Linked DNA regions of Homo sapiens: all the other regions are linked to region 2. A link is a loop called in an ENCODE intact Hi-C map of the cell type or tissue named here. Cell type or tissue: heart left ventricle. All regions are shown on one strand. Each heading gives the region's core, and the rest is flanking DNA. Links, peaks and the distances in the headings are about the cores only.

Region 1 (5,000 bases), core at 1-5,000, 160 kb before region 2:
GACACCGTCACAGGCCCCTCTGGTTAGACTAGCATGAGTGACCGAAGCCATCCATCAACATTTTCTAACAGCACCCTCATCAATATAAAATATGACTTCTTCACATACAGATTCTCTGTAGTGTTTGCATGTTTCTTGGTGTTTGTTGTCTCCAGGTGTAAGCTGTTTTAAATGGAAGGCCCTTCTATTCCTGAGGGCTCAGAGCTGACCATGCATGAATGTATGGCAGTGTCCACTTTTCTGTATAAAATGTATAAAGTGGGGTTTCTTCCATATTGACAAATGAGGGAACAGGTGGTGTCTATCTTGTATATCAGAAAGATTATCTAGGGTCTATCCTAGTGATAATACATTGTCAGCCTTTTCTGTGGCACCTTCCAGATGAGAATGAGGGAGCGACCACTCCAAGGACGGACAGGACCAGCAGTTCTGCAGGGGCGTGCTGGGGTGGTTTGGGAGTGCACAGCTGAACGCTTCCCGTTTGGATTTTACACTCACCTTCGTGTTTTAAAGAAGCCTCAGAGTGCATTGCAGCTCTGTCAGGGCCCCATTCCCAGCAGAGGCTTCAGGTGCTTTGTGTAGAGTCCAGGGCAGCTGGAGCTTTGTTGGGGAGACTTCTGGACCCAAAGGGAGCTTTCCCAAGAAGCCTTTGATGGCCACACTGTAGGCAGCAGTGACTAAGCACTGGCAGTTCCAGAACATTTACCCAGGTATATGTTACTAAAACAGGCTCCACCTCAGTTTATCAACATTATAAGTTACTGTTCTAAGAAAAGTAAATACAGTTCCAGATGGGTTATTGCAGATTAACAGAAAGACACTCAACTGGACTCATGTCCCTGCAATTAAACTTACTTCAACCTTTTGGAAAGTTATCAAAATCTAAATTTGGAATGAATGCATTTCCTATTTTTTGTCTACTTTTGGGTGATAAAAAGTACTAGCCCTTATTTATAGATATGAGAAACATAATGTTCTAACCAACAACATTATGGTATTTGTGTGACTTTTATTTGAAAAAATGTGAGCAGTAATTTGGGTTAGCCTACCTTCATTAATTCTATCACATAGATTTCAGTTTTTAGAAGGGTTTCTGTCATCATGGAAGAGGTGGTCTGGGACTAGGTACTTCTCGTCTTGTGAGCTAAGGCTTGTGTCATGAAAGACAAGAGGCCTCTCTTAACAGCCCAGTCCTTGTCTGCAGGGGGAGGCCTGAGCATTTCCCAGCCCCAGTGTCCACACCTCTCAGAAAAGAGAAAAAAGAATGTCAGTTTAGGAGAAAAGCTTCCTTTTTACTTGTGTGGTTATGTGTGGGGCTGGCACCCGAAATGTGTGACATTCAGCTTCTAAACGATGCCTGGAGAGTCTGTTTGCTGCAGACACCCTTGCTCCTGAGTCATTATTTTCTTTCATGTTAGATTGATGACTTCTGTGAATAGAAATCATCCTGATCCTATTTTACCTGGCCTCCAGGGCCTGTTGATGGGCTTTGCAGGCAGTCCAGCAGCCCACACCTGCAGGCAGGATGCTGTCGTCAATGAGCTGAGGGTAGCTGCTTTGCTGAAGACCTCACACGATGTCCAATCTCATCCAAATAACATTGTTCCCATCCTCCCCACCCACCACATCAAAACATAACACATCACAGCACTCAGTAGAGGTCCTGCCTCCCCATTTCTCAAGGGAAGCCAGTAGGCAACACAGCCAGCACGGTGCTCTCCAGGGCAGCCCCTCTCAGACGAGGAGGCAGCGGGTGCAGCCAGGTGTCTGCAGAGCAGCCACAAAGGTGGCCTAGGATGCGGGTGTCTCCCCAGGTGAGTCCATCCACACACGTTTGAAAAACACTATTAGTCTTTCTAACACACTGAGGGAAAGATTAAAATCTGTGGAATAAAGGAGGAGATTTTATTTACAGATTTTTTTAAAAGCCACCTGGGTTGACACCTTCCTACTTATCCACTAGATGTCATCAGAGGTGCTGTTCCGTGGTTCTGCATTAACCCCTGCCTCATGTCTGTAACATGTGACAGTAATTCCAGCTCGGTCCCTCCAGGCAAAGGAGAAACGGGACTTACTTCACAGGACAGAGGATTGACAGAAGTCAGTTTAAGATAAGTGTTTGAATCAGATTTCAGTACATCTCATTCATTTCTTAGATTTGTATTCACAATTGTGTTCTCTAAAATGTGTCTAAATTTTAAAAATATGTACATGCATAATGTCATTTTAAAATCTGAAGGAAAGAATTTGAAGTCCACAAAAAGTGTTTGAGGTTCTTTGGTTTTGTTAGTAAAAGCCAGTTCTGTGGTGATGACCTATGGAATCGTCATTCGTTTTCATTTCTCCGTGTTTGAGAGTGACATTGGTTAGGAGCAATGGCGACTGTTCCGAAGGTTGGATTCTTCACTTAAAAATGCGGCAGTTGCGGCTGGGCATGGTGGTTCATGCCTGTAATCCCAGCACTTTGGGAGGCCGAGTTGGGCGGATGATGAGACCATACTGGCCAACATGGTGCAACCCCATCTCTACTAAAAATATAAAAATTAGCTGGGCGTGGTGGCGGACACTGTAGTCCCAGCTACTCGGGAGGCTGAGGCAGGAGAATCGCGTGAACTGGGGAGGTGGAGGTTGGAGGTTGCACTGAGCTGAGATCACAACACTGCACTCCAGCCTGGTGACAGAAGGAGACTCCATCTCAAAAAAAAAAAAGTGGCAGTTGCTCGCCTTATGATGTTCTAGTTGCAGGTTTCTTTTTCTTTCTTTTTTTTTTTTTTTTTTGAGACTGAGTTTCACTCTTGTTTCCCAGGCTGGAGTGCAATGGCGCAATCTTGGCTCACTGCAACCTCCACCTCCCAGGTTCAAGCGATTCTCCTGCCTCAGCCTCCCGAGTACCTGGGATTATAGGCGCGAGCCACCATGCTTGGCTAATTTTGTATTTTTAGTAGAGATGGGGTTTCACCGTATCAGCCAGGTTGGCCTCGAACTCCTGACCTCAGGAGATCCACCCGCCTCAGCCTCCCAAAGTGCTGGTATTACAGGCGTGAGCCACTGCGCTCAGCCCTAGTTGCAGGTTTCTATCTATAAGTACATTCTTTTTGATTCCAACAACAAGACCTTTGGAACCCTGGGTCAGAAGAGCCACATCTATCAAGCTCCCTCCTTGTGATGGGCCCTTTGTTTTCACAGCAGCACTGGGAAGGGGGACTGTTGTAATTAACACTTTCTCACAGACGAGACAGTGCCAGACTTGCCCAGCATCTCACAGCCCGCGTGTGGGACAGTCGGGTCAGACTCAGGTGCTGCTCATGGTGCTAAGTTGCACCCACTCCCTCTTCCCCTGGGTGCTCGATGCAGAAGGAAAGCCACGGAAACCCAGGAAGGCCCTGCGACATGACCATGAGCACATGGCTAGTGAACAGAAAAGCAGGACGGACCATATAGGGCTGCTTCCTCTGGCCCTGTCATATCTGCTCCCCCACAGCCTTCTAGGTGGGGAGGGACCCTACAGCCATTTGTCGGAATTGAAACTGCTTTTTAGCTTAGGCAGTTTTCACATCTGTTGCTTCATTTGCTAAATTTACAAATACAATGGTCCAAGTTTAAAGTCCAGGTTCCCTAAGACGTCTTTACAAACCATCTCCACTCCCGCCCAGGCTCTGCGCCGCGACTTCTATGGCTCTACCTTTCATGAGCCTCATAGTCTGGTGAGAGACTGGATGTGTAATGTGGATGGGACCATTGGTGGTCCTCAGGAGGCATTGAGCCCACTACGTTGCATGCAGAATTCTGTGTGCATATGATTACTGACATGGAGAGAGGGTTCCCAGTTTTCATTACCGCTTCAAAGCGGTGTGTGACCCGAAAAAGGTGAAGTTTCAGGCTGGGGGGTAAAGAAGTGTGTGTGGGCCAGCCGGGCTTCAAAGCATGGAGCCGGGGGTGCTGTGGGAGGCGGACATGGCAGCAGGATTGGATCAGGAGGTGCCGTCGCATTTAGGAAGACCCCTCCTGTGGTAGAAGATGCTGCCAGCAGGTCCTGACTTTTCCACATCAGTGTCAAAGTCCAGCGTGACCAAGTCCCTGGTGCCTGTCAGCCTCTTCTCTGCTTCCTGGTACACAGCTGTGGGCATAGGAAGTGGTGGTCCAGGCAGCACAGTACGCAGCCCCGAGTGAGCCGGCCAGTGCGCTTCTGGAAGGCTATTCCATCCATTGTCTCCTGTCAGAGGCAGGGCTCCTTTATGATCCTGTTTTACCCAGGCTGCAGCTCCCCAGAGGCTGAGGCGCAGGGGCTCTCAGATGCCTGGGGCTATCCTGAGATCAGTCGGCTTCACAAATCTGACTGTTCCCAGCTCCCTCTCCCGTTTGGAGGTGGGAAGCTCGGTTCTTCTGCTCAGCAAATGCTTACGGAGCATCCACACTGTGCCAGGCATTGTGCTGAGTGCTGTGAGTGGAATGATGAAAAACCACCCTGGCTCCTGTCCTCAGTCAGCATCGCATCAGGCCTGAGGAACCTCTGCAGCACGGCAGAAGCCTTGAGCTGAGCTCAGACTCAGAGGGCCTCCCTCAGAAGGACCCCGGAGTGTTCCTCTGCAGTGAGGTGAGGACAGCTAGCTTCTGGGTGAAGGATGTTGTACGCCTCTTCCAGATAACAGCAGGAGGCGGACCAAAGGAAAGTGGGGGTCAGCTCAGCCTTGCAGTGTGACACCTTGTGGGCATGAAGGTGAAGGTGGTAGTCCCTGTCGTCAAGGAGTATATGGTCTACAAAGAAAGTAATAAATACATGTTTACATTTTACAGCCAACCCAGGGTGGTGTGTGTTAAGAGCAGAGACTCTGGAGCCTGGGAGCTTGTGTTCACCTCTGAGCTCACCTGTTCCCTGTGGGAACTTGGTCAAGTTATTTCTTGAGCCTCCATTTCTTCTCTATAAAATCAGGACAATGGTAATATCTACCTTATTTGGTAGGTGGGAGGATTTAAATGACAAATGGGAAAAGCCTCTAGTC
Region 2 (5,000 bases), core at 1-5,000:
GTCCACAAGATCCCCTGGGAGGTGTTGGGGCCCTGGGTCCCCCTGGAGAGAAGGTAATTGGGAAAGGGATGAAGGGGACCAGTCTTGTGGATGAGGAATGACAGTTGGATTTCTGCCAATTTTTTGTTGAGGAGACAAAAGAGAATAAAATGTGAGAAATACCAGGATTTTGTGAGGGGGCAATGAGGTTTTTGACCCCAATCTCTTTGCTCCTGGAGCCAGGAGAGTCAGGATCTCCAGGAATCCAGGGTGAGCCGGGTGTCAGGTGAGTGACAGCTCCAGGGCCCTGCTTCAGAATTCCCTTCACCCCTCTCAGCTGCACCCCCCCTCTTTTCCTGTGACTTCCTTGAGTTGTAGCTCCTCTGCGGCCAGGAGTCTCTGCTCCCAACCATCCTTGGAGTGAGGCTTTCCACCCTGTCCTTGAACGGAAGGGGACCAGGGGACTCCCCTTATAGGCTAGACTTTCTATGTGTATCCCATTGTCCTCAAGGGCAGTAGGGAGTGACTAAAGGTGTCTTGGAAGCAGGGGCTGCATCCCTGTTCTTCAAGACCCTCTGTGCCCTCCACTTGTTCTGCAGGGTACACATGGGGAGTGTGGGGGGAAAGGAGAGTCAGGGCAGCCAAGTTTCTGGGAATATGGGTATCTGTGAGTAAGGATCTTGGACTGTGGGGAGCCTGGGAATGGGGGGATGCCTGGGAGGGAGGCTCTGGGAATGGGGTATCCTGGGAGGATGCATGGGATCTGGAGTCCAGAGAGAAAGTGAGAGATACCCTGTGGCTAATACCATAAGGCATTAGACAGCATGAAGTGCTCGAGGTGGGGATAGGGGTGCAGAGACCTTCTTCCTAGGGAGGTGCCAACAGATGAGCCTGTAGGGAGGAAGAGGGTCTCATATGCCTGTGGGAGTCTGTGTTGGGTGGGCTTATGGGGCTGTGACCCTGACTCTTGTTCTCCCTCTGGATTAGGGTCTTGGTTTTCCTGGAGACCCTGGCCCCCCAGGAGAAGGTGGCTCATGTGAGTCTTACTGACAGAGGGGAAAGGATGAAGAGGTTGGGGCTTCTGTGGGGTGCCTCTGTGCAACTGATGGGCTTAGATGTTGGGAAGCTGGAGATATGGCAGGGCAAGCAGGGGAATGCAAGGCTTAGCAGTTTTAGGGGTGATGCCAGCTGGGTCTGGCCTTGCTTCATCCCTGCAGGACCAGGACAGTGTTAACGGTGACTATGGCAAGGATGGTGAGCCAGTACAGCCCGTGAGTGACCAATGTCCCTGCCACCCCCACTGAGCTCCAGCCTTCAGCCCCTTACCCCTCTTTTCTGTGCCCTACTCCTGAGGGGTCCCTTAGCTGGAGGCCAACACTCACCCACCCCAATTCCTCTCATTCTGTGGATCCTCTGGTCCCACTGGGGAGAATGGACTACCTGGACCACATGGAAAGCAGGTAAGTGAGGTAGAAGACCCTGGGACCTTGGGAGGTAGTCGCTGGGAAATGTGGGTAGAGGCTGGGTGGTGACAGGTGGCACTGACAGGGAGATGCCTGGTGTCTGTGCTGTCCCTGGATGTGGTGTGTTGCATGAGCACATGGGTTTATGAGTGTGTTGTGTCTCGGGCATGTTGCTCCTGGGTTTTTGTGAGCATGTTCTCACCAGGGCTGGTTACATGTACTGGCCAATCAGAATGGACACTGGAGGAGGGGCTGGCCGGCTTCTCTGCTGGGTCAGGGATTAACCTGGGCCACTGGGTGGGGCGTGGTTAAGGGGTTCTTCCCCAAGCATCCATGCTCCTCAGCATTTTCACAACGGACACAGCTCCATCTGTTCTGAACTCACACTCTGCTTCTGTGCCTGTGTGTGCAGTGTGTGCATGCAGTGTGTGCATGCAGGGTGTGCATGTGTGTGTGTGTGGAGTATGTGTGCATGTGTAGCACAGGAAGGGGAAGAGTGGAGCCTGGCTGTTCAGGACCTCAAGTTTTCTCCCTTCCTGTCCCATCTGCAGGGTCAGCTAAGAATAGCCATGACTCAAGGGTCAGCTAAGAATAGTCATGACTCAAGGGTCATTTAGGACACAGGAAGATACCAGATGAGGAAACTCTCCCCAAGTCCTAAACTCATTCACAAATTAGAACACATAGGTCCAGCCCAGGCACAGTGGCTGAAGCCTGGAATCCTCCCGCTTCCTGCTTCGGGAGACCAAGGCAAGAGGATCTCTCGAAGTGTGAGTTGGAGGCCAGCTTGGGCGACACAATCAGGAAAAGCAAGTGGCCACCAGGTGGCGCCCAAGAACTGGGCCCGAGTTCCCTGGGAGGAATCTGCACGCAGCCCTGGGATGGCACAGGGATGCCTCACGGGACACCTGGCCTCGTCCTGGTAGCCCCTTGCTTGCATTTCCCGGCCCTGGGGTGTCCTCCCCGACTGCACATGCATGTAGAGACCATTCCTCCTTCTCCAAAGAGGGATTTGGAACAATTCTCACATGACCTGACGAGGGACAGTGGCTGTGCTCAGGGTCCCTCTTTTGTCCTCAGAGCATGACCAGGCCTGTGGCTCTTGCTCATTGCCCAAGAGCATGGGAGGTTGCCCGTGGCAAGGCCCTGGAGGACCCTGCTGTGCTGCCTGGGACCAGGAGGCCCGGCTGCCTTCTCCCAGCACCTCTCCCAGTTAGGGTACTGTGCAGGAAATGGGTGCAGAGGCCATAGTGGTGGCTGCTCCTGGGGTCCCAGCAGCTCTAGCTGAGGCAGGAGGAACCAGGGAGCCCAGGAGGCTGAGGCCCCTGTCCTACTGCTCTGGTCGTGCTGCAGTCTCTGTCACCACCAACAACTGCAGTGAGGTGAGCCACTGGGCTGCAGGCTCTAGCCTCCAGCCTGTGACAGATGCCTCCTCTTTCTGACTCCTCCTGTAGCAGGGCACGGAGAAGCTCTCGCTCATCGCTGCCTCCTACCACTCCGAACATGCTGCAGTCTCGTTGACCACGCTGCAGTCTTGGTGGCCACCACCAACTGCAGGGAGCCTGGCCAGGTGCCGCAAGTTGCAGCCTCCACCTCCTCCTCTAAGTCGGGCTTGGAGCAGCAGCGGGAGCAGTCACAGAAGAGGCTGGAATGGTGGAATGCACCCTCAGTATGCATTATATATAGAGGTTTCGGCAATGAGGGCCTGGACTTTGTGTTCTGATTGGATGGGGGAAACCTCTAGGCTTTATCTTCATGCCCTGATTGGTTATCCTAAGAGTTGCTCTCATCCAGTCTTCTTTATAAGTGGTCATCTTTGTAAGTTCATGCCCACTGGGAGTTACTGAAGTTGTGAATGATTACATTTAAACTTATCCTGTAATTTTAGTCTGATTTATTAATTCCACCTATCTCCTTAAGCAAATTATTCTCTATAGTGATGACCCAAGCAAATTCCTGTCCCAAGATGGTATCAAGATGATACCCAAGTTCCTCTCCAGAATGGTATCTGGATATATGTGGAGGGAAATATTTTTTCTAGGCCTGTATTAAATATGGCACTAAAGCTTAGTGGCTTAAAACAATACACTGTTATTATCTCACAGCTTCTGTGAATAAGTAGTTCAGGAGAGTGTAGCTGGGTGATTCTTGCCAAGAGTCTCATAAGGTTGCAGTCAATCTGTTGGTGAGAATTGTAGTTACTTGAAGACTTGGAGTTGAAGAATTTATATCAAAGATGGCTTACTTATGGCAATTGGATGGAAGCCCCAGTTTCAGAATGGCTGCTGGCAACAGGTCTTTTTACTTGCCACATGGACCTCTCCATAGGCTGACTGAATGTCCTCCCAATGTGTCATCTGGCTTTCTCCAGTGCAAAAGATCAAAGAAGAGAGTATGAAGGAACCCGTAATGCTCTTTATAATTTTGTCACAGACCGTCACTTCTGCCATACTCTATTGTTTAGAAGTTAGTCATTAAGTCCAGCCCACACTCAAAAGAACGAGAATTAACCTCCACCTTTGGAAGAGAGGCTAGTCAAAGCACTTGTGGACATGTTTTGAAACCACAAAGGGGTATGGCTGCCAGTCTCCAAGATGGCCGCCAGTGATTCTCATCAGCTGTTATTAATACATTTGTATAGTCCCTTCCCACAAGAAAAAAGAGTTGATCTGTTTAATTAGTATTATTTTGTTGAAATGACAGAGTCTGACTTGCAAGTTTAGGTCATAAGAAGAATTTTGACTTCTGCCTTATTCTCTATTGGATCAATATCCCTAGGGGAAGCTAGATGCAATGTCATGAAATCATTCAAACAGTCCCATGGAACAATCCATCTAGCAAGGAACTGATATCTCCTAGCAATAGCTGGCATTAACTTACAAGTCGTATGAGTGGGCCATCTTAGAATTGGATTCTTCAGTCCAAATCAAGTCTTCAGATAACTGTAGCCCTGGCTGACATCTTGATTACATCCTCAAGAGAGACCCTGAGCCAGAATCACTCAGTTAAGCCACTGAGTTCTTTTTGCCAAAAACTTTTTTTTTACCAAGTTCTTTTTGCCACCAACTTTATTGAGGTATAATTGACAATTAAGATTGTATATATTTAAGGAATACAACTTGATGATTTGATATACACATACATTGTGAAATAATCGTGATAATTAGGTTAACATATTCATTACTTCACATAAGTACCATTTTCGTGTGTGTGTGTGTGTGTGTGTGTGTGTGTGTGTGTGTGTGTGGTGAGAACACATGAGATGTATCCTCTTAGAAAATTTCAAGTATACAATATATTATTGTTAACTACAGTCATATTATTGTATACTATGTCTCCAGAACTTATTCACCTTGCGTAACTGAGATGCTGTACCCTTGACCAATGTCTCCCCCTTTTCTTCTCCCTCCAGCCCCTGGTAACTACCCTTCTACTTTCCAGTTCTATACATTTGACTCTTTTAGATTCCACACATAAGTCAAATTTTTGACCCTTAGGAGCTGGGTGAATAATAAATATTTATTGTTATTTTCAGCCTTATGATTTTAAGTTAATTTG
Region 3 (7,651 bases), core at 1-5,000, 310 kb before region 2:
GCTGGGGGCAGAGGCTGAGACTGTCTGGAAGCAGGTATTGGAGTTGACTTCCACTCTGAGGGGACAGTGTGGGTGTCTGTGAGGGGGTTGGCTGTGGCTGAGACACTGGGATTCATTTCAGATGTGGACGACAGGGCTCAGTGGGAATGGAACGCAGCCTAACCTCCAGGGCTGCTCCAGTCCCTCTGTGGCCGGGTCCTGGCCACGTGGTGGGTGTCAGCTACTCACTGAAATACTGATGGGGCACTGCTCCCAGGGTCCCCTCTAGCCAGCCAGAGTCTATAATGCAGGTAGAATGTCCACCAGCCCTTCAGGAGAGATGGGAAGGCAGCATTTGGAGGAGCCCCAGGGAGGGGGTGCCCTGGGACCTCAGGGGTGGTTGAGGAGCTGAAAGGAGGCCACGTTCCCCAGGGCAGCAGTGCACTGAGGAATGGACGAAAGGGCCATCAAGGTGCCCCGGTGCCAGAGAGGTGTTGGCCTGAGGGATTTGCTAACCGGGTGAGGAGTGGAAGGGCTACAGGGATGCTACCCAAGATGGAAGGGGAGGAAGTCCCCAGGACCAGGCTGTCTCCATGCAGACCCTCAAAAGCAAAGAACCAGCCCAAGTGATGACTGCTAACGTTTGTTAAGTGGTTACCATGCACCTGGCAGAAAGTGAGGGCCTTCCACCATCTAGCCGTTGTGGCCCAGCGATGGGAGGTGACTTCCCAGTCATTCATGAAATAATGCGTGGCTTCATCGCCAGCACCTCCGAGGTGGTGCTATCCCCATTCTGCTTCTCAGGAAACTAGGTGTATTTGTTTCCACCGCTGCTCTAACAAACTACCATAAACCCATGGCTTAAAACAGCAGACATGTATTCTGTCAGGGTTCTGGAGACCAAGAGCTCCAAATCAAGGCATCAGCAGGGCCATGCCCCCTCTCAAGGTTCCCAGGAAGAATCCTCCCTTGCCTCTTCTGAGATTCCGGTGGCTCCCAGCAATCCCTCGGCTCCTCGGCTTGTGGACGCATCGCTCCAGCCCCTCCTGCACACGGGCTTCCCCTCTGTGTGTCTCTGCGTCTCTTTCTGTCATCTTATAAATCACATTTGAAGACCCACCCAAATCCAGGATGAACTCAACTAATTATATCTGCAAAGACCTTATTTCCAAATACAGAAATTTGTCACATTCTGAGGTCCTGGGTGGAGATGGATTTTGAGAGTCACTATTCACCCTATTACACTGAGTCTTTGAGAGGTTTAAGAAATTACCTAAGTTTCCACAACAAATAAAAAGGTGGCTGAAATGGGGTTTGAATCCCCGGAGTAAAGCTGCCCCTGTAGCCCACAGTGGTGTCAGCAGCCCGAGGGCTGAACAGCTCTAACCTCTTCCCCCGCCGCCCAAGAAACTGCACTACCACCGCCATTTTGAGTCAGAGAGACAGAACCCAGTAGAGAACACAGGGCGGGTCTCAGAGAAGAACACTGCCTGGGATACAGGGCAGGTCTCAGAGCAGGGCCCAGGCTGGAACACAGAGCAGGTCTCCAAGAAGAACCCAGGCTGGAATACAGGGCAGGTCTCAGAGCAGGACCCAGGCTGGAACGCAGGGCAGGTCTCAGAGAAGAACCCAGGCTGGATCTCGGATCTGGGCCCAGGCTGGAACACAGGGTGGGTCTCAGAGCAGGGCCCAGGCTAGAATACGGGGCAGATCTTGGAGCAGGGCTCAGGCTGGAACATGGGGCAGATCTCAGAGAAGAACCCAGGCTGCGTCTCAGAGCAGGGCCCAGGCTGGAATGCAGGGCAGGTCTCAGAGCAGAGTCCTGGGGACAGCAGCACCAATGGCTCTTCCCAAGTGGCCTGAGTGAGCTGGGAGGGCTCTTTTAACTCTGCAAGCCTCGGGTCCGTCTTGAGGCTCATGGGAGATTCCGTACACCTCCTAGGCATCCCAAGAAGTGTTTTCCCCAGATATTTGTTTCTTCCTTAACGCTAGATTTGCTGCCACCCTCTAATTAATGGGATCTATCTTTCAAGAAAATTTCTCTTCAGTCTTCTCTCTGGACTCCCCACTTCCTCTCTGGCAGTCCCAAGCCATTCTAAATTAGATTTTCATATTCCTTCCCCAGATGTTTAATTCTCCTAATGAGCATTTTCTAGCTCAGGCCTGCACTGCTGTAGCCTGTAGGGTCCCTGAGGGGTGCCCATGGGGAAGGCGGTGCTCTTCAGGGCTTGGAGTGGGTTTTAATATTTAAATCTTCACAGCAATGCCGACACTAGATGGCAGTGGTTCCTAATTATTGGGGGTTCCAGGCAGGCTTGCCTTCTTCCTGTGCTGCCCAGGGAGGTCAGACCTCCCTGAGATGGGAAGAAGTGGGTCATTCCCACCCCACCAACCCCCTCCTGCAGACCCAGACCCAGAAAGCTCAGCCCGGGTGAGGAAGAAAGGAAAGCCCCAAGAGGAAAGATGTGAAGCAATGAACTTGACATGGGGCTGTTGATTTCCTCTCCAAGTGCCTCAGACAGATCCACCCCTGAGAGGCCCTTACAGAATGATCCTCTCCAAGTGCCTCAGACAGATCCACCCCTGAGAGGCCCTTACAGAATGATCCTCTCCAGGGGAGGCTCAGAAGCTGTAGCCATTGCCTGGCAAGATTTTAGGAGCCTCCCCTGCCTCACCCCCACCCCTTATCCCCCACAGGTAGGAAAGTCCTTGGGAAAGGCAACTCAGCAGTGTTCATCAAAAGCCCTCAAAATGTCATATGATCACTTTATATGTAGGAATTTGTTGTAAGATTAGAAGTGAATAAGTCAACAAGAATATATGTTTGGGAGGCCAAGGCAGGCAGATTGTTTGAGCTCAGGAGTTTGAGACCAGCCTGGACAACATGGCAAAACCCAGTCTCTACAAAAAATACAAAAGTTAGCCAGGTATGGTGGTGCAAGCCTGTAGTCCTAACCACTTGGGGGCTGAGGTGGGAAAATCACTTGAGCCCAGAAAGTCGAGGCTGCAGTGAGCTGAGATCACACCACTGCACTCTAGCCTGGGTGACAGAGTGAGAACTTGTCTCAAAAAAAAAAAAGGGAACGAGAAAGAGAAAGAAAAAAGAAAACAGAATATTCATTGTACACTTATTTATAGTAGTGCGAATTTGGAAATTGCGTAAATTATACAACTGTTAAAAGAAAAACTTCAGCCAATTAAAAGAGTTTATTTGAGAAATGAACCATTCACAAATTGGGCAGTCCCCAGAATCACAGCAGGCTCAGAGAGACTCCAGGGTTTCCTTGTGGTCAGAAAAAAATTATAGTCAAAAAAAGGGAAATGACATACAAAAATCAGCAGTGAGGTACAGAACAGCTGGATTGGTTACAGGTTGGTGTTTGCCTTATTTGAACACCGTTTGAACACTCAGCAGTGCATGAATGGTTGAAGAATGGCTGCTGGGATTGGCCAGGTCTCAGCTATTGTTACAGGCGCATATTCTTATGTTCGGTTCTCAATCTTGTCTACCTATTAAGTTAGGTTACAGTTCATCCACAAGGACTCAAATATAGAAGTACGGAGTCCTTCTCAGGCCATATTTAATTAACCTTAACTATTCTCCCCTTTTAGTCATTTTCTCAATTTTCAGAGATTGACCAAAATTTTAGTCATTGATGTCATTATCACCAAGGTAAATGTACTATTCAGCCTTGAAGCCCACTGGGGAACAGTAGAACAGTGAGTTTTGCGAAGGTAGGAACAAGGACTGAGTAGAGGGTAGCTCCTTATGCTGGAACATCCTGTAGAGAGAGAAAAACAAAACCTGGTCTGTTCTAGGACCTAAGTGTTTCCTTAAAGACTTAGTTTGATTATGTCACATTTAGCATAAGCGACTCCATTTTTGTTTGGTTTGGTCTGTTGGAGCCTAGTGCATAAGCTCTAAAACAATGGCTTCTCATGATTTTGTTTAAAAATTTTACTTAGGTTCTCACTTAGGTGAGAGTGTGACTAAAACTTGGGCCTTAGTGCCACTCTGTTACCATCATTTTGGGTTTCTCGCCTCAGCACGTCATTCATAGGTTATGGTGTCCCCATGGTTGCAGATTCCTTTCAGTTCTTGTCATTCCAGTTGAAGACAGACCATTTGACATTCTAGAGATGGCTGCATGTAAACATTTAAAACCTTTGAGGGAATGAAGAGCACCAGGAAGATTACTATTATGGCTATCTGGAGGATAATACTGAGAGTTTGGAGTATGCTCCTTACCCAGGGTCCCCATAAACCAAACCACCTAAAATTAAATAGATCAAAGAATGAGCTAGATAAAGAGTCTACTCGCTTAACTAAGCAGTCTTTTCATTCAACCCCTACAACTGAATCTCTGTAATACCCCATGTTTTCTCCATAGGCCATAAGCGCCAGCAGCTTCACAGATACTGCTATTTAGCCAGTAAGTAATCTAGAGCAATTCTATTGTTTAGCATAACTTTCATAAAAGAATTTAAAATCTGTTGTGTAACCATAGCCTTTACAGTAGAATTTTCTATAGAGCTTATTATGAGGGATACATTTCTAATCATTGCCTCTTTTACTCTAAACCATGAAAAAGGACATAACAAATGATGCCCTTCTAGAAGAGTGAGGCCTCCTAGCAATGTTCTCCTTAACTCATTATATGGGTTAAGAGGAGTCAATCAATGTTTTGTTTCTGATTGATTATGTGGCAACATATGTACCATTAAAGTTTCTCACCTACATTGGGCCTTCATCTTTTATCTATCAAAGTATAAGGTTATCCATGAATAAGGCTGGCTGCAAAATCCTTCACAAATAAAAGTATATTCTGTAAGTGCAAATAACAGACCCCCTTTTCACTTCTATTGTTCATAGAGGTATAAGCAAGGAAAAAAAATATTTGAAGATAAGAGTCTTGATCCGTGATCTTGGGAAAAGCTGTTCACATCAAGGATGGCATCTTCGTCTGGGGAGAAACTTCCCTGGTTAGCTTTACCTTAAGGGTTCTAATGGGTGTACAGTTCCAACAGTGTGGAGAAAGCCTTCTCAGTTGTGAGATTACGAACCCAAGTTTCAAGGACCCAAAGTTTTGTTGCAGTGTGGATGGCAAGGGCAGTCTTTCTCTGATGTTCCCAGAAGATCCAATCATCAGGTTCTAGACTGTGAATGGGTTGCTTGTCCTCAGTGAACCATAAAAAGCTTTCTTTACCTTGTGAAAATACACTGTGCCATAATAAGCTACTGTTGTAACATCAGCCCTCTTGCATGGGAACATATTTATAAAACCAGAAAACATGCATTGAAAATGACAAGTGAATGAAATCCCTTTATAAATGTTTAAATGGCCCATCAAGTAGTCAAATGTACCTAAAGTTTTGATTGTCTTCCCAGGAATATGGTTTTTATATTTGTCAAAATAAACATTTTGACAATGTTTAGTGACAACTAAACATTGGTCATAAACTATTTTAGCAATTTAGAAGTCATCACACCAATATATGGTTAATTTGGATCATTCTATCTTTTCCATAATAAGTCATGGACTACAGAACTTTTTTTTTTTTTTTTTTTTTTTTTTTTTTTCTTGAGACTGAGTTTCACTCTTGTTGCCCAGGCTGGAGTGCATGGTACGATCTCAGCTCACTGTAACCTCTGCCTCCCGGGTTCAAGTGATTCTCCTGCCTCAGCCTCCCAAGTAGCTAGGATTACGGGTGCCTGCCACCACACCCAGCTCATTATTGTACTTTTAGTAGAGACAGGGTTTCACCATGTTGGCCAGGCTGGTCTTGAACTACTGACCTCAGGTGATCCACCCGCCTTGGCCTCCCAAAGTGGTGGCATTACAGGTGTGAGTCACCGCCCCGGCCACTTAAAAATTTTTAAAAAGGCATTGATAGAGGGAAGCCTTAGCTTTCCATACAATCTGTCTCTTGTCTTTCCTCTTTTTTTCCTGTAGTTTATTTAACAGGCAAACAAAAATCTGTCATTATCCTTTAATATTACATGAAAATCTCATTCAAGAGAGAAAGCCAAATTTTACCCTTGCATTAGTTTACTATTAATGTCAACCCCAATTTTTAATAAAACCTTATAGACAAATCTATCAATCTTAATCAGTTTGACCATAAGGTGAGATTCTCATACACCTTTTATAACCCTTAACAATTTTTGTTAAAGAATGAGCAGTGCTGTAAGAAAAACCTGTTGTGCTTTTATTCCAATGTTCAACTTACAGAAAACCTTAATAATTCCCCTGGAACTTTAGCCAATGTCCACACAGAATTTCTTTTCACAAAATTAATTTTTCACAAACCGTCCACAACTTGTTCAAATCTTTGGCTTTATCTTACATAATTTAAAACAATCCTTAACCCTCTAAACTAAGCAAAAATTTACATTCCCATGCCTTCTTACCGTCTTTTACTTAAAACACATTTTACTTTTCTAACACACCTTGCATGTAAAACTATTTTTGTAGTAGTCTCAATTACATGTGATAATCGTAACTCTTGGCAATTTTTAATTTTGGTGAAAAACCTAGTAAGTTATTTTAATTATGTACTTAGGTATGGAGTGTAGGTATGGTTATTTTAATTATGTACCTAAGTATGGAGCCTAGGGTACTACACAGAAGTGCAGATAAGACTCTTTCCAGCATAGCTAGGGATGTGGCTAACTCCACATGTCCCCAGGCCTTACCCAGCTGTAAAGTAGGCAAGTTGAACAATTTTTATAACTTAAAGCAATTTATAACCTTAAAGCATTTAGTAAACATAATATCTGACCTGCCTAATTTAGATGAAATGTCTTTATTTTACCAATAATCTTTAAAGCTGTTTTTATTTCCCAAAGATTACTAAAGTTATATGAACTAAGAGACATTACAGTTTTTATTCTTCTTTCAAAATATTTAAGTGCTTATTTTTCTTTAAACCAATTAATTAGAGCTCCTTTATATAAACGTCACACACACAACACATATATAACTACACACAGAGAAAGACAGAAGATCCAGTAGTTGTAAGATTTTTCATTTGCCAGTTTTTAAGGGTTTTTTGTTTGTTTGTTTGAGACGGAGCCTCACTCTGTCACCCAGGCTGGAGTGCAGTGACACTATCTCGGCTCACTGCAACCTCTGCCTTCTGGGTTTAAGTGATTCGCCTGTCTCAGCCTCCTGAGTAGCTGGGACTACAGGCACATGCCACCACATTCAGCTAACTTTTTATTTTTAGTAGAAACAGGGTTTCACCATGTTGGCCAGGCTGGTCTCAAACTCCTGACCTCAGGAGATCCTCCCGCCTCGGCCTCCCAAAGTGCCAGGATTACAGGTCCCAGATTAGAAATTTGCTCAAAGAAACTCAGAGAGTTCAAAGCACAAATCCATGGAGCTCCGAAATCCAAGAGAGAATTACTCACAATTACCAGCCACTCCGAGAGATCAGTGGACACAAGTGGGACTGGCAGGCACCTTGCTTGTTCACTCAGCACTCCTGGGGTCATCAAAGCTCTACCTTACCCCACTTCTGACACCATCTGTTAAAAGAACTTCTGCCACATTAAATTTAAAGGAGTTTAATTGAGAAATGAATCATTTGCGAATTGGGCAGCCCCCAAAATCACAGCAGATTCAAGAGACTCCAGGGATGCCTGGTGGTCAGAACAAATTTATAGACA
Region 4 (7,592 bases), core at 2,593-7,592, 170 kb before region 2:
GATGATGAGTATAGTTCCCTTTTCATCTTTGAAGATATTTCTAGTAACTGCCTAAAACCCTTGTCCCTATTTCTGACGTTTGGGTCATCTTGGGATCCATCTGTTTTGTAGCATGGGCGCACAGGCCCAGGTCGGGTGCGGTGGAACAGGGACTCTAGCCCTGCCTCTGACTCCAGAGCCCTCGGGTTTTCCTTTGCATTGTGCTGTCTTTTCACACTTTCTGTCCTGTACTGCCCAGGGAAACTTACCATTTGGGGGAGGTAATGTGGATAAGTACATGGATTTTGTAGCCCATGTATGATTGCTGTAATACAATGTGGAGAAGATGTATCTGTGATTAAGTCCAGGAGCTTTTTTCTATAGTTCTGAATTCTTGGATGTCTCGCTGTTAGAAGTAGCTGTTTGCTTAGAGCATGAGTGTATGTGGTGGCAGGAGTGGGCATGGTAGGCTGCTGGTGCTGAGAAGCAGCAGTGCAGGCTGCATTGTGGGCATGGCTCTAGCAGCCTCAGCCTCGCAGGCGCAGGGACGGCATGAAGGAACCCTGTTCAGTTTCCCTGTGGACCATCACTCACCCAGGCTCCACCAGCAGGGGCAGCTCCAGCTCACTTTAGGGCTGGCCTCACTGTGTGATTTCAGAACACAGCCTCTCAAACAATATCTTCTCACCCATTAGCTTTGACCAAATATTTCCTTAGGATGGGAAAACATGTTTTCCTTTACAGTTCATTTTCAGAGGCTTAAGATGCAAGTGACAGGATGAAGTGTGTGTGCCGGCACAATACCGTAGAAAGAGTAATGGTTAATCATAGCCAGGAAATAGCTAGCACTTCCCATGTGCCAGGCACTGTTCCAGGAGCTCCATGGATGTGATCACATTTTAATCTTCATAGCAAGCCACTGAGGTGAAGGAATGTCATCCCTTTATAGTTGAGAAAACTAAGACATAGACTTTCAGTGACTTATCCAAGGTCACACAGTTAAAAGGTGACAGTAGGGACTCAGCTCAGGCTGTCTGACCCCAGAGCCCACATCTTAGCAGCCTTTGTGACTGATAGAGGGTGTCCTGCGTCTGATTCCCTAACAGCCTAACTTTGGGAACATTTAATCTCCCTGGTGATTTGCTGTGCCTCTGTTTCCCGCTGTGCCCTCTGTAGACACTGGTCGCAGTTCTCATGCCCTGCCCCCCAACCTCCGCCTTTTTCCTGAGGCCTCAGAGCCCTTCTCGGCTGAGTGTCCAGCTCATCAGTCACAAGTAGAGGGACCTGACCTGCCACCCAAGTAGTGATGACCTTTGTGCCTCTGATTCATTGTCCAAAACCCATTTGCACTGGAATGTGATGAGTTTAGCAGGTAGGGATAACTAAGAACAGACTCTGAGAAAAGGATCAGGAAAACAGTACATGGCCTGTGAGGAGAAAGAAGAAAATGTACAAGGGAATCTCAGGAAGTGAAAACCCACAGCTGCTTCTTGCCGTCTCTTGCCTTCACTGAGCCTGCCTGTCTCTGCAGCTGACCATATAAACAACTCAGGGAGGTGGTGCTTGCTCCTGGACCCCAGAAAGCTTTGTGCCAGCTTCCTTGGGATGGGTGAAGATGGATCTTCCTAGCCTGGTGGTGCAGGGTCCTCAGGTCCTGTTGATGTGTACTGATCAGTGTATTGGATACTCTTGCCCTGCTAACAGGGCCTCACTCTCTCGATTGCCTTCTACAAGAGCAGAAGTTTTAGAGCTATGGGATGTATGTGCCAAGAAACAAGGAAAACATCTTACCAAAAAGATATGGCAGCTTTAATTTTAATTTTAAAAACTAAATTTTAGCATTACTTTAGTAAAACCGTGAAACAGAAGGAGGACAAGGGGAATAGGCTAATGCAGGGGTCCCCAGCCCCCAGGCTGTGAATTGGTACTGGTCCGTGGCCTGTTAGGGACTGGGCTGCACAGCAGGAGGTGAGCAGCAGCGAGCAAGCGAAGCTTCAACTGTATTTACAGTCGCTCCCCATCACTTGCATTACTGTCTGAGCTCTGCCACCTGTCAGATCAGCGGCCACATTAGATTCTCGCAGGAGAGCGAACCGTATCGTGAACTGCTTATGCGAGGGATCTAGGTTGCGCGCTCCTTATGAGAATCTAACTAATGCCTGATGATCTGAGCTGGAACAGTTTCATCCCGAAACCATCCCCCACTCACCTTCCTGGCCATTGAAAAATGGTTCCACAAAACCAGTCACTGGTGCCAAAAAGGTTGGAGACCGCTGGGCTAATGGATTGAGATTGCGAGATTCTATGTACTGTGTTGCTGGTGTTTTTTTGTTTGTTTGTCTGTTTTTCACCCCCAGTGCCATTTCAGTTTTCCTAATATCATGCCATATTCTAACCAGAAAGGGAAAGTATTTTGCCAACTCATCGTTGAAACTGTCTTTTTAACACTGCTTTGTTTTTAATTTGCCCAGGTCTTTAAGGAGGAGAAGTACTTGAAAGAGGCCATGGAGTGTAGCGATGTGATTTGGCAGCGAGGTTTGCTGCGGAAGGGCTACGGGATATGCCATGGGACTGCTGGCAACGGCTATTCCTTCCTGTCCCTTTACCGTCTCACGCAGGATAAGAAGTACCTCTACCGAGCTTGCAAGGTGAGGGTGGCTCTGTTGGAACTGCTTCTGAACAACCCCGAGTGTGCACAGAATCCAGAGTCCAGAAGTACAACTCCTGTTCCTTCTTTTAACCTGTTTCTCCCAGTTCTGTAGCTTCCTCTTTTTCTTCTGGCACAGCCTTATCTGTGGTTTCTCTGGGCCACAGTGTCCCTGTCTGTAGAATGGAGAGGACAAATGTCAATGGCTTCTGAAGAATATGTGTCCTGGAGTCACTACGTGATGAGAATTACCACCTGTGCCATTTATTGGCTTTATGAGTTTGGATATGTCTCTTCTTCAAGCCTCAGTTTCCTCATTTGTACAGACAGAAAAAAAATACTACCCACCTCCTAAGGATGTTCCAAGCAGAACTGAGCTAATGTGCAGATTGTTTGTAATCGTCCTGCCAAAACCCTCCACGGCTTCCCATTGACTGCAGATGGAGCCTATGCTCCTCCGCTGAGTTGACAGAGCCCTGCGCACCTTGGCCCCTCTCTGTGTCTCTGCCTGATCTCCTTGCCTTACCCTGCCCTCTAGCCCGCCATAATACAGCCATGTTGCCCTCTCTAAGAACGGAGTGTGTCACTCTTGTTTCCGCTGGACCTGTCGTTAACTGTTCCCTTCAGGAGCACTCTTCCTTCAGCTCCTTGCCATGCTGATCTGAATTGTGACATTCTTGGAGGGATCTTTGAGACCCCCCAAGTGGATGATCACTCAGTTGCTCATTGTATGTTTTGGCTTGTTTCTTGAGTGTGTAGGCTGGTAGAACATAAGCTTCTTGATCTTGTCTGTCTGGGTCACTATTCTACACTAGTACTTGGAGCAGTGCATAGCACCGAGTAGAAACTCAGTAAACATGCACTGGACATGTGAAGATGAATGGCATAGAGCAAGACTCAGTAAATGTTTGCTAGTATTTTTATTATGTACACATTTCACAAAATGTAGTTGTGTGCACACAGAAAAAAGATTGGAAGAAAATACACTAAAGTGTGTACAGTGACCCTTGTTAGATGGAGGCATTGCGGCTGATATGTTCTTTATACTTTTTGAACATCTATTACTTTCTGAAGACTTCTCAACCCCAGTGGAATGGGCCCTACCTCGTTGGTGCACTGGAAAATGCACACACATCTGTGGCTCCCCCACTGATGGAAGCATGAAGGAGGCTGTGGAAGCAAAGAGGGCAGGGCCCAACTTGGCATAGCAGGTCAGCAAGGGATGTCTCAGCCAAGACCTGAGGGACAGCTCGAAATTAAGCAAAGGGGGATGAGGAAAGATGTGAAAAGGAGAAGAAACTGCTGTTCCAAAGGCCCGGAGGTGTGAGCACCCAGGGCCTGTGTGAACTACACTGTGGCTGGAGCACGGGGGATGGGGCAAAACAGGAGCCAGCGAGCGGGGAGCAGCCAGATTCCGCAGGCCTGGGCCAGCCTTGATGATGTGATGATGGTAGATGACTATGCAAATATGGGCAATGCGAGAAGACCGCAGGAGGGGTGAGACGCAGCCGGTTCTTTAAAGATGAGGGGTTTTTCAGGTGGGCCAGGCAGGGGTGGCCTGCAGAGGTGGAATGCAGTTCTGATAAGGAGAATAGCTTGGGCAGAGCTGCAGAGCACGAACCAGCTCTGTGTGTTCCTGACTCCGTAAGCACTTCAGCCTTTGGGATGCAAAGGGAAGGAAATGTGTGGCCAAAGGTAAAAGTCAGACAGGTGGGTAGAGGCCAGAGAAAGTTAGTTCTTCCCTGTAGCCAGTAGTTCTCAACCTTGTACCACTGGGAAGCTTTCAAATCATGCCTGGACCTCACTCTAGACCAGTTAAATGAGGAAGCCTCAGCACTAATATTTTTCAAGCTCCCCCAGTAAGTTTAATAATCAGCTAGCACTGGATACTGATATGGAAGATGGGGGCTCATGGAAGGGTTTGGAATCCATATTCAGACTCCTCTTTTGGAAAGATTGCTGTAGTCCCAGTAGGAAGAATGAGGCGGGCTTGGGTTTCCCCAAATAGTGGTTTAGTAATTAATGCAAGAAATGTTGAGTCATAAACCAAAGCATAGGTTGGGATAAAAAATGAGACATTTAGAAACACCTATGATGTAAAGCCCACAGAATTTAACGCATGTTTTTAAATGTGGAGAAGATGGAAATATCTGAAGGTCTTTCTGTTGTCTGACTCGGAAAACTGGGTAGATGGGCCATCAAACAAGCTAAGAGTGAGCAGATTGGGAGGGGAAAAGCAGAGTGAGTTTCTTTTTACGTGTGCTGAACTTGATACTCCTCATGTTTATTACTTATGATTCTTAGTGTACAAATGACCCTTCAAATTATGATAGCTTAGGCACAAAAGGGAAGTTTATTAAAACGATATGGAAACACCCATTGAAGAGGTCTAAGAAGAAAGGGTCAAGGAGCTCAGAGGAGAGCACAGGGAGGGCTGAGGGCCGGGGGCTGGGAAGGTGGAGAGGCTGCCAAGCAGCAGCAGCAGCTGTGGAGGGGCTGCAGTGAGAGGCGGCGCCCCAGGCAGGGCTGAAGCTGTTTCCCAGCTGGGGCCAGGGGAGCCAGCAGCTGCTGCTGAGAGCCATTTTAGAGCCAGGGTTTTTTGTTCAGGATAGAGCAGGCGTTTCGAGTTGCTTCTGGAATCATCAGCTGAAGCGGCAGGAGGAAGGTGCCAGGGAGAACAGAGTGTCGTTGAGCCGTTCGGTTTTCACCTCGGACTTCCCAGCAGCTGTAAGGCAGACCCCACTCTACAGCTGAGGCAGCCGCAAGCAGAGCCTTGCTGGGCCTCACCCCTGGAAGAGGGGGTGCAGTAGCCCATGGAGCCCACGCTGAATGCCCTACAGCTGGGGGTCCACTTCCCTGATGCCTGTGAAGACATTGCATTCTCATTTATTGCCTTTTCACCAGGTAGAAACTCCAGTCTTAAAAAGAAATCCCTTTCTTTTCAGTTTGCAGAGTGGTGTCTAGATTACGGAGCACACGGGTGCCGCATTCCTGACAGACCCTATTCGCTCTTTGAAGGTAAGAGTGAGAAAAATGCTATAGATTAAATGTTTGGGTGAAATTGGTTCTCCTGCCCTTGTGGACTGGCACTGTTCATATTTGACCTGGCTCAAGTAATACTTCCAAACTGTAAAATAATCAGCAGAGTAGCTTATTGCTGAAAATTATGTTGAATCTCTTCACCTTACCTATTGTTTTGTGCTCCTGTGAATGTCTTCCAAGTGTTCTTAGGTTTTTTGTGAGGTGTCTATGCAGACAGAACGTAGAAGGCTTGCTGTTAGCAATGGAAGAAATAGTTTACTCCTCTGCATTTCATCTGTAATGTTGCATATTTAATATTGGTGTATTCATGGGAAGCTTGAATAATTACTTAAATATATTTAATATCATATAAAGAAGTATGAATAATTAATATTAGCAATTAGAAATATTAGTAAGTAGAAAAAATAGCAAGAGTGAATATTGAAGAAAGTTCTGAAAAGAGGAGCACTGATAGGCAGGCAGTGAAAGCAACAAGGATTCCAGAGTCCACCACGGGCGCAGGGAAGGGAAGACAGGAGCACAAACAGAAGCCCCACAAACAGGCCCGGATATTCGTTAGATTTGTATGTGGGTATGGGCGTGCTTTCTGTTTGCTAACATTTTGGTAAAGGTTTTTGCATCTCTATTCATGAAGGATATTGGCCTACAGTTTTCCTGTCTTGTGCTGTCTTTCTCTGGTTTTGGTATCAGGGTCATACTGACCTAATAAACCATGTTGAGAAGTATCTTCTTCTCTTCTGTTTTCTGGGACAGACTGTGTTAATTGGTGGAAGAATTGGTATTAGTGTAACTTAAATGTTTGGTAGAATTCTCCAGTACAAACTTCTAGGTCTGGAGATTTATTTTTCTAGACTTTTAAAATAAATTCCGTTTTTAAAATAGTTATAGGGCTGTTCAAGTTATCTATTTCATATTGGGTGAGCTGTCATAGTTTGTAATTTTTGGGAAATTGGTTAATTACGTACATGTGGTGAAATGCAAATATGTAAGCTATTGGTATTCCTTATCATCCTCTGTCTGCATCGTCTGTAGTGGTATGTCCTGTTTTAGTTTTCATACTGGTAATATTTTTAAATCATATTTTAGAAATACGAGCAGAAAACAGAGCATGTGTCACATGTTTTGCAGAAGATGATCTTTTTTAATATTCAGAGAACTCATAAGGAAAAAGTACTTACTAGAATAAAAGTTGTAGTCCTCTATGTCATAAAAATGCAATGCATTTGCATCAGATATAACAGAGTTAATGCCTGAACTCTAAATGGAGTTTATCAACTTGATAATAGCACCTTCAGAGCCCCAGTGGGTCAAAAGCTTTGGATGTACAGCTCCCTAAAGGCGGGAAGTTAATAGGTCACCTCCTTCCCCTGTGCCTCGCCAGTGCCTGGCAGACAGAACTGTGGGGGACTCTCACCAAATTCCCGTCAGGGGACGGAGGGATTATTAAGCCGTGTGCCTAGCAATGCAGGCCATTGTGGCAAACTGGCCGGCTGGAGGAGCCACTGGGAGGGCTCACTGGCACCTGGCACCCCTTCTGGAGGAGCTCACTCCTGCTGGAGTGCACCGCCCAGTGGATCCGCTGCCCACACACCTGAGCAGGAAAGCCAGGCTCATCCCCGCAGGGCCTGCTGTAGGGCCTCCTAGGCTTGTTATGGGTCCCTGTTTACTTCTCATGGGCACTCCTAGGTCAGTGGTTTTCTAATTTTTTAAACAAGTTTCTGGAACCTTTCTTTAAACAAAAACTTACAGAGAAGGCTGGGAACACCCCAGATGACCGTCAGTAGGAAAAATGGGTAAACAATCTGCAGTGTACTGTTCAGCAGTAAGAAGGGGCCAACTATGAACAGGCACAGAACGTGAATGAATTGCAGGAACCCTGACGAAGGAGCCAGATACAAGGGCTGTACACTGTGGCCATGCTCAT

What was found. Hi-C counts contacts between places; a loop is a spot of excess contacts. Peaks named below come from ENCODE experiments on the same cell type or tissue, not always from the same donor. Only the 100,000 strongest peaks of a DNase experiment are listed, where the experiment ranks them.
Region 1: it touches region 2 in a loop (6-fold over the local background); 66 of 110 quality-filtered maps call a loop at or near these places.
Region 3: it touches region 2 in a loop (5-fold over the local background); 54 of 110 quality-filtered maps call a loop at or near these places.
Region 4: it touches region 2 in a loop (4-fold over the local background); 65 of 110 quality-filtered maps call a loop at or near these places.

Annotation. Positions count from the first base shown.
Region 1 is chr7:55,431,420-55,436,419 of GRCh38, forward strand. It overlaps LANCL2 (LanC like glutathione S-transferase 2), which reads left to right. Exons shown (of 9, transcript NM_018697.4): 9 at 1-2,318. It also overlaps a transcript of VOPP1 not described here. Among named protein-coding and RNA genes, the nearest start is that of LANCL2, 69 kb to the left of the region's middle. RefSeq lists enhancers at 1,885-1,934, 1,965-2,044. In heart left ventricle, for the core only: a CTCF peak has its summit at 1,957 (motif pointing right); a DNase peak (open chromatin) is centred at 4,205.
Region 2 is chr7:55,591,685-55,596,684 of GRCh38, forward strand. VOPP1-DT (VOPP1 divergent transcript) reads left to right here. Exons shown (of 17, transcript NR_187585.1): 12 at 1-53; 13 at 223-265; 14 at 967-1,015; 15 at 1,197-1,439; 16 at 1,994-2,212; 17 at 2,900-4,976. Among named protein-coding and RNA genes, the nearest start is that of VOPP1-DT, 21 kb to the left of the region's middle. RefSeq lists an enhancer at 1,696-2,195. In heart left ventricle, for the core only: a CTCF peak has its summit at 2,263 (motif pointing right); a DNase peak (open chromatin) is centred at 2,277; H3K27ac peaks cover 207 bases.
Region 3 is chr7:55,277,870-55,285,520 of GRCh38, forward strand. No RefSeq gene overlaps it. Among named protein-coding and RNA genes, the nearest start is that of ELDR, 26 kb to the left of the region's middle. In heart left ventricle, for the core only: a CTCF peak has its summit at 2,257 (motif pointing right); a DNase peak (open chromatin) is centred at 2,284.
Region 4 is chr7:55,422,804-55,430,395 of GRCh38, forward strand. LANCL2 (LanC like glutathione S-transferase 2) reads left to right here. Exons shown (of 9, transcript NM_018697.4): 7 at 2,451-2,627; 8 at 5,572-5,644. Among named protein-coding and RNA genes, the nearest start is that of LANCL2, 61 kb to the left of the region's middle. RefSeq lists enhancers at 4,682-5,186, 5,187-5,689. In heart left ventricle, for the core only: no CTCF peak of the experiment used is centred there; no DNase peak of the experiment used is centred there.